2 separate regions of the Homo sapiens genome follow, and region 2 is linked to region 1. Evidence: chromatin contacts called from ENCODE POLR2A ChIA-PET data. All regions are on one chromosome and are shown on one strand. Each heading gives the region's core, a stretch centred on a gene start or an enhancer-like site at or near the end of the contact. The rest is flanking DNA. Distances are from core to core; before and after follow the strand shown.

Region 1 (3,804 bases), core at 1,305-3,804:
CTCTGCCTCCCAGGTTCACGCTATTCTCCTGCCTCAGCCTCCCAAGTAGCTGGGACAACAGGCGCCTGCCACCACGCCCCGCTAATTTTTTGTATTTTTAGTAGAGACGGGGTTTCACCGTGTTAGCCAGGATGGTCTCGATCCTGACCTCGTGATCTGCCCACCTCGGCCTCCCAAAGTGCTGGGATTACAGGCGTGAGCCACCGCGCCCAGCCTTTTTTTTTTTTTTTTTTTAGACAGGGTCTCACTGTGTTACCCAGGCTGGTCTCAAACTTCTGGGTTCAAGCGATCCTCGCACCTCAGCCTCCCCAGTAGCTGGGACTACAGGCATGCATCACTGCACCTGGCTCCCTCAGACTTTATTTGTTTGTTTATTTTTGTAATTAAGACAGAGTCTCGCTGTGTCACCCAAGCTGGGCCACTGTTGCCCAGGCTGGGCTGCAGTGGCGCGATCTCAGCTCACTGCAACCTCTGCCTCCCAGACTCAAGCAATTGTCCTGCCTCAGCCTTCCCAAGTAGCTGGGACTACGGGCGTGTGCTGCCATGCCTAGCTAATTTTTTTTTTTTTTTTGTATATTTAGTAGACACGTGGTTTCGCCATGTTGGCCAGGCTGGTTGACCTCAAGTGATCCGACCATGTCAGCCTCCCAAAGTGCTGGGATTACAGGCATGAGCCTCCATGCTGGCCTCCCTCAGACTTTAAAATCAAGCTATTCCACGATATTCCCCAAACCTAATAAGAAAGTGATTACCTGTGTCTTTTCTTTCTGCTTGCCCATTCTTCATTATCTTTCAGACCCAGCTGAGATACTACTCCTAGGAAACCCATAGTCCTCAGAGTCCTTCTCCTCTTCCTCCCCAGAGGTCCCTGTCTCTCCCTCAAACACAACTTTGACACCCCTACACCTCTGTGTCTGGATCTGTCTCCCTAAACACATTGGGACAAGGTCAGGAGCTGACCCACTCATTTACTACTCATTCAGCAAGCACTTGTGGAATAACCACTGTGTGCCCGGCCCAGTTCCAGGAAAGTGGATTGAAAACATAAACACAATGAATAACACTCATCTCTGTCTCAGTATCAATCCACCTCGAAGGAATGAATACATGGGAAGGTCCCACCTGGAGTGAGGCTACAAGAACATGACCAGGACGTTTAGCAGGGAGTGAGCCCCCCACCTGGTCCCAGAGAAGAGGGAGATCTGAGAAGACACTGAGGTCTGAGATTAATTTGGGGCAGCGTTGGGGGAGAGGCGCGACCCTAGGTGGCCTTGGCTATGGATGTAGGTTTCAGAGCTCAGACATACCCAGTTGGCCTGTGGGTTTAGAGAGAGTGTAGAGGCTGCAGATCTGCAAGATGATCTGCCGGAGGGACGCCAGACTGGACCTGAGCCCTGGAGGCGTCTCTAATTTCCTTTCTCTTTCTGCACCTTCTTCTACCCTCCAAGCAGGTCCTATGGTGTCTTGAATGCAAAGATATGTAGTTTATATGTTATGCCACGCGCGCGCACACACACACGGTGTTTTGAGTAGGGGTCCTGTGATGTCTTGAATGCAAAGATATGTACTTTAGATTTCAACACACACACACACACACACACACACACACACACACACACACCCACGGTGTTTTGAGTAGGGGAAGCCCACGAGTAGATAGGCTCACTAAAGCCCTGGCGCGGCCTTAGAGTGGCTCCTTAGAAGGGAGCCTCGAATTTTCACATTTTGTCATCTTCCTTTTCTGTCCCCCACATCAGTAGAAAATAGGAGCGTCCCCCCCAGCCAGGTGCATTCGAGCCACCCCTTCAAGGGAATATAAGAATGGACTCGTCCACTCGCTCCCCTCCCCCCACCACGTGAATGGGTCACCCCCCCCCCCGCAACAGTAGGTGGTCCCTTCCGCACATTTCACTCTGTACAGCAAATGGTTTCTTCCCATTTGCTAGACAGAGGGCTAGATTTTCCCCGCCCACTCTCGACTCTTCAGGTAGTTCGCCCCTCCCCGTGACCGGTGGGTGGTTTCTCCCTCCTCCCCGCCTCGGGAGCTGGATGGTCTCGCCTCTCCCTCCCCCCACCCCGTGCCGGGTGCGCGGCCTGGGAGTCAGCGGCCCGAGCGGGAAGCGCCGGGCGAGCCCACTGTGCGGCCGTCGTGGGGGAAGCGAAGGTTCCTGATTCCACCTACCTCCTAAGTGAAGGCTTCCGTCCCTGGAGAGGAGGCGGCGCCCTGTATCGGCCTTCGTCCTCCGCGGGTGTGCTAGCGTTGGGACGGTCCTTTGTTGCCGCGAGGGGTAGGAGTGGGCGTGGCGGAGCCAGCTCCGTTCGGAACACTCCCGGGCCGACCCGACTCGCTCATCCTGCAGGAGCTGCGGCGCCAAGATGAGTGGAGAGGAGAACCCAGCCAGCAAGCCCACGCCGGTGCAGGACGTACAGGGCGACGGGCGCTGGATGTCCCTGGTGAGCGTTCCCACCTGGGATATTGAGGAGTCCGGGGGCGCGGGGGGTGGCTCAGGAGAACGGCTGGTTCGTGCCACTCTCACTACCTGATTGGGAAACTGAGGGCAGTTGAGGAGGCGCTGCCTAAGGGAGCAGGGCGGGGCGGGCCCTGGAGCGTGCATGCCATTGACTCCCTCTCGCGCGCTCCCGCAGCACCATCGGTTCGTGGCTGACAGCAAAGATAAGGAACCCGAAGTCGTCTTCATCGGGGACTCCTTGGTCCAGCTCATGCACCAGTGCGAGGTGAGGGCAGTCCCTCTCCCCCTGCCCCATCCAGCCCTGTGTCCATGCTGACACATCTGGACCAGAACCCAGGCCAGGTGAGGTATTATGAGAGTACCCAGATTGGCCTCAGGCAGCCCGAGGCTCTGAGAATCTTGGTGTAAGGTGCAACATTCTATTGAGAAAGAAATGTATGCCTTGGTTTTATCAGATTGGATTTGTGTATAATGTACTAAGACCTAAAATGAGGCTTTCCTGCCATAGGCTTGCCTAAAGTGAGGCTCTTTCTTGTTTGCTTTAAGTAGTGCGCAGCCCTGTTGGGTTTACACAAAGCTATAGTCACTTTACAGGAAGCGAAGGGCAACTCTAATGGCACTCCACAAAGAGGACTCAATCATAATAATATCTTTCCACAAAGCATGTCCAACTGTAATGGGTTTCATCAAAATAAGTTTCAACTGTAATGCCATTGATTCAATGCATGGCTCAAGCAGACTGGATTTTCATGAAGTGAGTCTTGCTTCTATGGGGCTTGGTTTGTTTTGTTGGTTGGTTGGTTGGTTGGTTGGTTTTTGAGACAGGGTCTTGCTCTGTCACCCAGGCTGGCGTGCAGTGGTATGATCTCTGTTCACTGCAACCTCTGCCTCCTGGGCTCAAGTGATCCTCCCACCTTAGTCTCCGAGTAGCTGGGACTACAGGTGCACATCACCATGCACCTGGCTAATTTTTGTAATTTTTGTAGAGATGGGGTTTTGCCCTGTTGCGCAGGTTGGTCTTGAACTCCTGGGCTCAAGCAGTCCGCCCACCTCAGCATGAGCAACAGAGCCTGGGGCTTGGTTTAAAGTGAGAGACTCTAGGCAGGGTGTGGTGGCTTACGCCTGTAATCCCAGCACTTTGGGAGGCCAAGGCAGGCGGATGACCTGAGGCCAGGAGTTCGAGACCACCCTGGCCAACATGGCGAAATCCTGTCTCTACTAAAAATACAAAAATTAGCTGGGCATGGTGGCACATGCCTATAGTCCCAGCTACTTGGCAGGCTGAGGCAGGAGAATCGCCAGAACCTGGGAAGCAGAGATTGCAATGAGCCGA
Region 2 (3,804 bases), core at 868-3,367, 6.5 Mb before region 1:
GGCAAGAGACTGAAGGCACAAACTGTTTCAGTATAATAAAGAAAATAGTTAGAATAAGAATAGTTATCATACAAATTAGATATAGAGATGATCATGGACAGTATCAATCATTAGTGTAAACATTATTAATCATTAGCTATTACTTTTATTCTTTGTTGTATAACTAATATAACCAGGAAACAACCGGTGGGTATAGGGTCAGGTACTGAAGGGACATTGTGAGAAGTGACCTAGAAGGCAAGAGGTGAGCCTTCTGTCACACCGGCATAAGGGCCTCTTGAGGGCTCCTTGGTCAAGCGGGAACGCCAGTGTCTGGGAAGGCACCCGTTACTCAGCAGACCACGAAAGGGAATCTCCTTTTCTTGGAGGAGTCAGGGAACACTCTGCTCCACCAGCTTCTTGTGGGAGGCTGGGTATTATCTAGGCCTGCCCGCAGTCATCCTGCTGTGCTGTGCTTCAATGGTCACGCTCCTTGTCCTCTTGCATTTTCCTCCCGTACTCCTGGTTCCTCTTTGAAGTTCGTAGTAGATAGCGGTAGAAGAAATAGTGAAAGCCTTTTTTTTTTTTTTTTTGAGGCGGAGTCTCGCTCTGTCCCCCAGGCTGGAGTGCAGTGGCGTGATCTCGGCTCACTGCAATCTCCGCCTCCTGGGTTCACACCATTCTCCTGCCTCACCCTCCCAAATAGCTAGGACTACAGGCGCCCTCCACCACGCGCCCGGATAATTTTTTGTATTTTTAGTAGAGACAGGGTTTCACCGTGTTAGCCAGGATGGCCTCCACCTCCTGACCTTGTGATCCGCCCGCCTCAGCCTCCCAAAGTGCTGGGATTACAGGCGTGAGCCACCGCGCCCGCCCGAAATAGTGAAAGTCTTAAAGTCTTTGATCTTTCTTATAAGTGCAGAGAAGAAAACGCTGACATATGCTGCCTTCTCTTTCTGCTTCGGCTGCCTAAAAGGGAAGGGCCCCCTGTCCCATGATCACGTGACTTGCTTGACCTTATCAGTCATTTGGACGACTCACCCTCCTTATCCTGCCCCCCCTTGTCTTGTATACAATAAATATCAGCGCGCCCAGCCATTCGGGGCCACTACCGGTCTCTGCGTCTTGATGGTAGTGGTCCCCCGGGCCCAGCTGTTTTCTCTTTATCTCTTTGTCTTGTGTCTTTATTTCTTACAATCTCTCCTCTCCTCACAGGGGAAGAACACCCACCCGCAAAGCCCCGTAGGGCTGGACCCTACGTTAGCCTGCCCTGCTCGGGGTTGGCGATGCTGGAGGTGGGCCTTGGACCAGAGAAAATGCTTTAATTAGGTGACAAGCGGGCAGAGGCCTTTGTCTCTGGCGCCGGCAGCCACGGCCCCCGCTGACGGCGTGGGAAACAGACCCTGTTCCACTCCGGTCTCCAGCCTTGGAATGGTTGCCTTCGTGCAGTGCAGGTCTGGAAAGTAGCAGTTTGGCACGGGACCCTAGAATTCCCCAAAAGGAGTGACTAGGGGCTGGGATTCTGGAATTTGAGTGTGGACGGTGAGGCGGGGGGTGTGGGAGATCGGAGACCCTGGTGGGCGCGGGAGCACCTGCAGGCTGGAGGCCCTCGCGCGCTCCGGCGGCAGCCTGGCAAACAGGTTCTCCATCCCCCAGGAGGACGCGGCAGAGGGCGGACGATCGCTCCACTCGCCGGGACCAGGTGCGGGGGCCCTGCCCAGCCGCTGGGGCGTGGCCAGGCTCGAAGCACCCAGGTGTCGGGGGCCGACTCTAAGCCCTGGCACCGGAAGAGAGAGGGCGGCGGATTGGACCTCCCGGCTCCAGCATTGCAACTGGGCGCTCCGTCTCCTGGTCCACGCAATGATGCTGCGGCTGCTCAGAAGCCAGGTAGCCTGCCCTGGGTGAAGCCTTCGCGCAGGTCAATGACGGGGCGGAGGGGCAGGGCGCGGTCCCCTGCATCCCCGATCTGGGGAGCGGTGGGCCCAGGGGCCATCGCCTTAGCCCCTGGCGCTGGGGCTCGGCGCCAAGTGACGGGCGGGGCTCCACCTTCCAGCCATCCGCCCGGCCCGGGAGGGCGGACGCTGCGAGACTCCCGGCCGCGCCCTCTCCTTCCTCTCCTCCCCAAGCCCTCGCTGCCAGTCCGGACAGGCTGCGCGGAGGGGAGGGCTGCCGGGCCGGATAGCCGGACGCCTGGCGTTCCAGGGGCGGCCGGATGTGGCCTGCCTTTGCGGAGGGTGCGCTCCGGCCACGAAAAGCGGACTGTGGATCTGCCACCTGCAAGCAGCTCGGGTAAGTGGGGACTGCCCCACTCAGTTGTTCCTGGGACCCAGGAACAACTCCTTCAGAACCAGGAGGTGCACCCCCAACCTCTTCTCCAGGTCTTCCTAAGGCCCTAGGAATCTCCGCCACCTCCCCAGCCATTACTCCTCCAGGAACCAAGATGCTCCTTCCGCTCCTGACCCTCCAGCCTCTCTTGTTTTACTTGAACTATCGTTTCCCATCACCACCTCTGTGGTGGATTTTGCGCCTCACAGACAGGTACTCCTGAGAAACAGGCTGGTGGAAGAGTCCAGTATCAGCGGAACTTACAGGAGGGGAGACTCGAGATTCCTTCAGGAAAGGTGTAGGAACCTGGACCACTTTCTTTTTTTTTTTTTTTTTTTTTTTTTAAGACAGGGTCCCTCTCTGTCGCGCAAGCTGGAGTGCAGTCAGCGGTGCTATCGCGGCTCATTGTGAGCTCCGGGGATCCTCCCGCCTTAGCATCCGGTGTAGCTGAGACCACAGACATGTGCCACCATGCCAAGCTAATTTTATTTATTTTTTTTTGGAGACGGAGTTTCACTCTTGTTGCCCAGGCTGGAGTGTAATGGCATGATCTCAGCTCACCGCAACTCCCGCCCCCCGGGTTCAGGCGATTCTCCTGCCTCAGCCTCCCGAGTGGCTGGGATTACAGGCATGCGCCACCATGCCCGGCTAATTTTGTATTTTAAGTAGAGACAGGGTTTCTCCACGTTGGTCAGGCTGGTCTCGAACTCCCAACCTCAGGTGATCCACCCACCTTGGCCTCCCAAAGTGCTGGGGTTACAGGTGTGAGCCACCGCGCCTGGCCCATGCCAAGCTAATTTTAAAATTTTTTTGTAAGAGTGCTCTGTTGCCCAGGCTGATCTTGAACTCCTGGGCTCAAGGGATCCTCCCATCTCAGCCTCCCAATATGCTGGGATTACAGGTGTGAGCCACAGTGCCCAGCCAAACCATGGCTATCTTGAAAACCACTTGTCTTCCAGTCCCCATGCCCCGAAATTCCAAGGCTCTCATCCCTGAAACCTAGGACTCAGGCTCTCCCTACCTCAGCCCCAGGAGTCTAAACCTTTAACTTCCTCTTTCCCTGGGACTAAGGAGTGCTGCACCCCAGGCGCCTCCCTTACCCCACATCCCTCCTCAGCCTCCCCTCCTCAGCCTCAGAGCATTTGCTAATTCGCCTTTCCTCCCCTGCAGCCATGTGGCTCCGGAGCCATCGTCAGCTCTGCCTGGCCTTCCTGCTAGTCTGTGTCCTCTCTGTAATCTTCTTCCTCCATATCCATCAAGACAGCTTTCCACATGGCCTAGGCCTGTCGATCCTGTGTCCAGACCGCCGCCTGGTGACACCCCCAGTGGCCATCTTCTGCCTGCCGGGTACTGCGATGGGCCCCAACGCCTCCTCTTCCTGTCCCCAGCACCCTGCTTCCCTCTCCGGCACCTGGACTGTCTACCCCAATGGCCGGTTTGGTAATCAGATGGGACAGTATGCCACGCTGCTGGCTCTGGCCCAGCTCAACGGCCGCCGGG

The links. ChIA-PET counts read pairs that join two places held with the same protein, here RNA polymerase II (POLR2A).
Region 2: POLR2A ChIA-PET joins it to region 1 with 15 read pairs in activated T-cell. The contact joins the promoter of FUT1 here to the promoter of PRR19 in region 1. POLR2A ChIA-PET finds 5 or more read pairs at or near these places in 2 of 52 experiments (HEK293 and activated T-cell).

Annotation. Positions count from the first base shown.
Region 1 is chr19:42,300,882-42,304,685 of GRCh38, reverse strand. PRR19 (proline rich 19) reads right to left here and starts at 2,554. Exons shown (of 3, transcript NM_199285.3): 1 at 2,183-2,554. It overlaps PAFAH1B3 (platelet activating factor acetylhydrolase 1b catalytic subunit 3), which reads left to right and starts at 2,062. Exons shown (of 5, transcript NM_002573.4): 1 at 2,062-2,454; 2 at 2,647-2,736. The coding sequence starts at 2,377. RefSeq lists a silencer at 1,948-2,167 and enhancers at 1,721-2,375, 2,328-2,457, 2,538-2,587.
Region 2 is chr19:48,750,954-48,754,757 of GRCh38, reverse strand. It overlaps FUT1 (fucosyltransferase 1 (H blood group)), which reads left to right and starts at 2,117. Exons shown (of 2, transcript NM_001384359.1): 1 at 2,117-2,268; 2 at 3,475-3,804. The coding sequence starts at 3,477. RefSeq lists enhancers at 1-12, 1,329-1,915, 3,121-3,760 and a silencer at 2,031-2,080.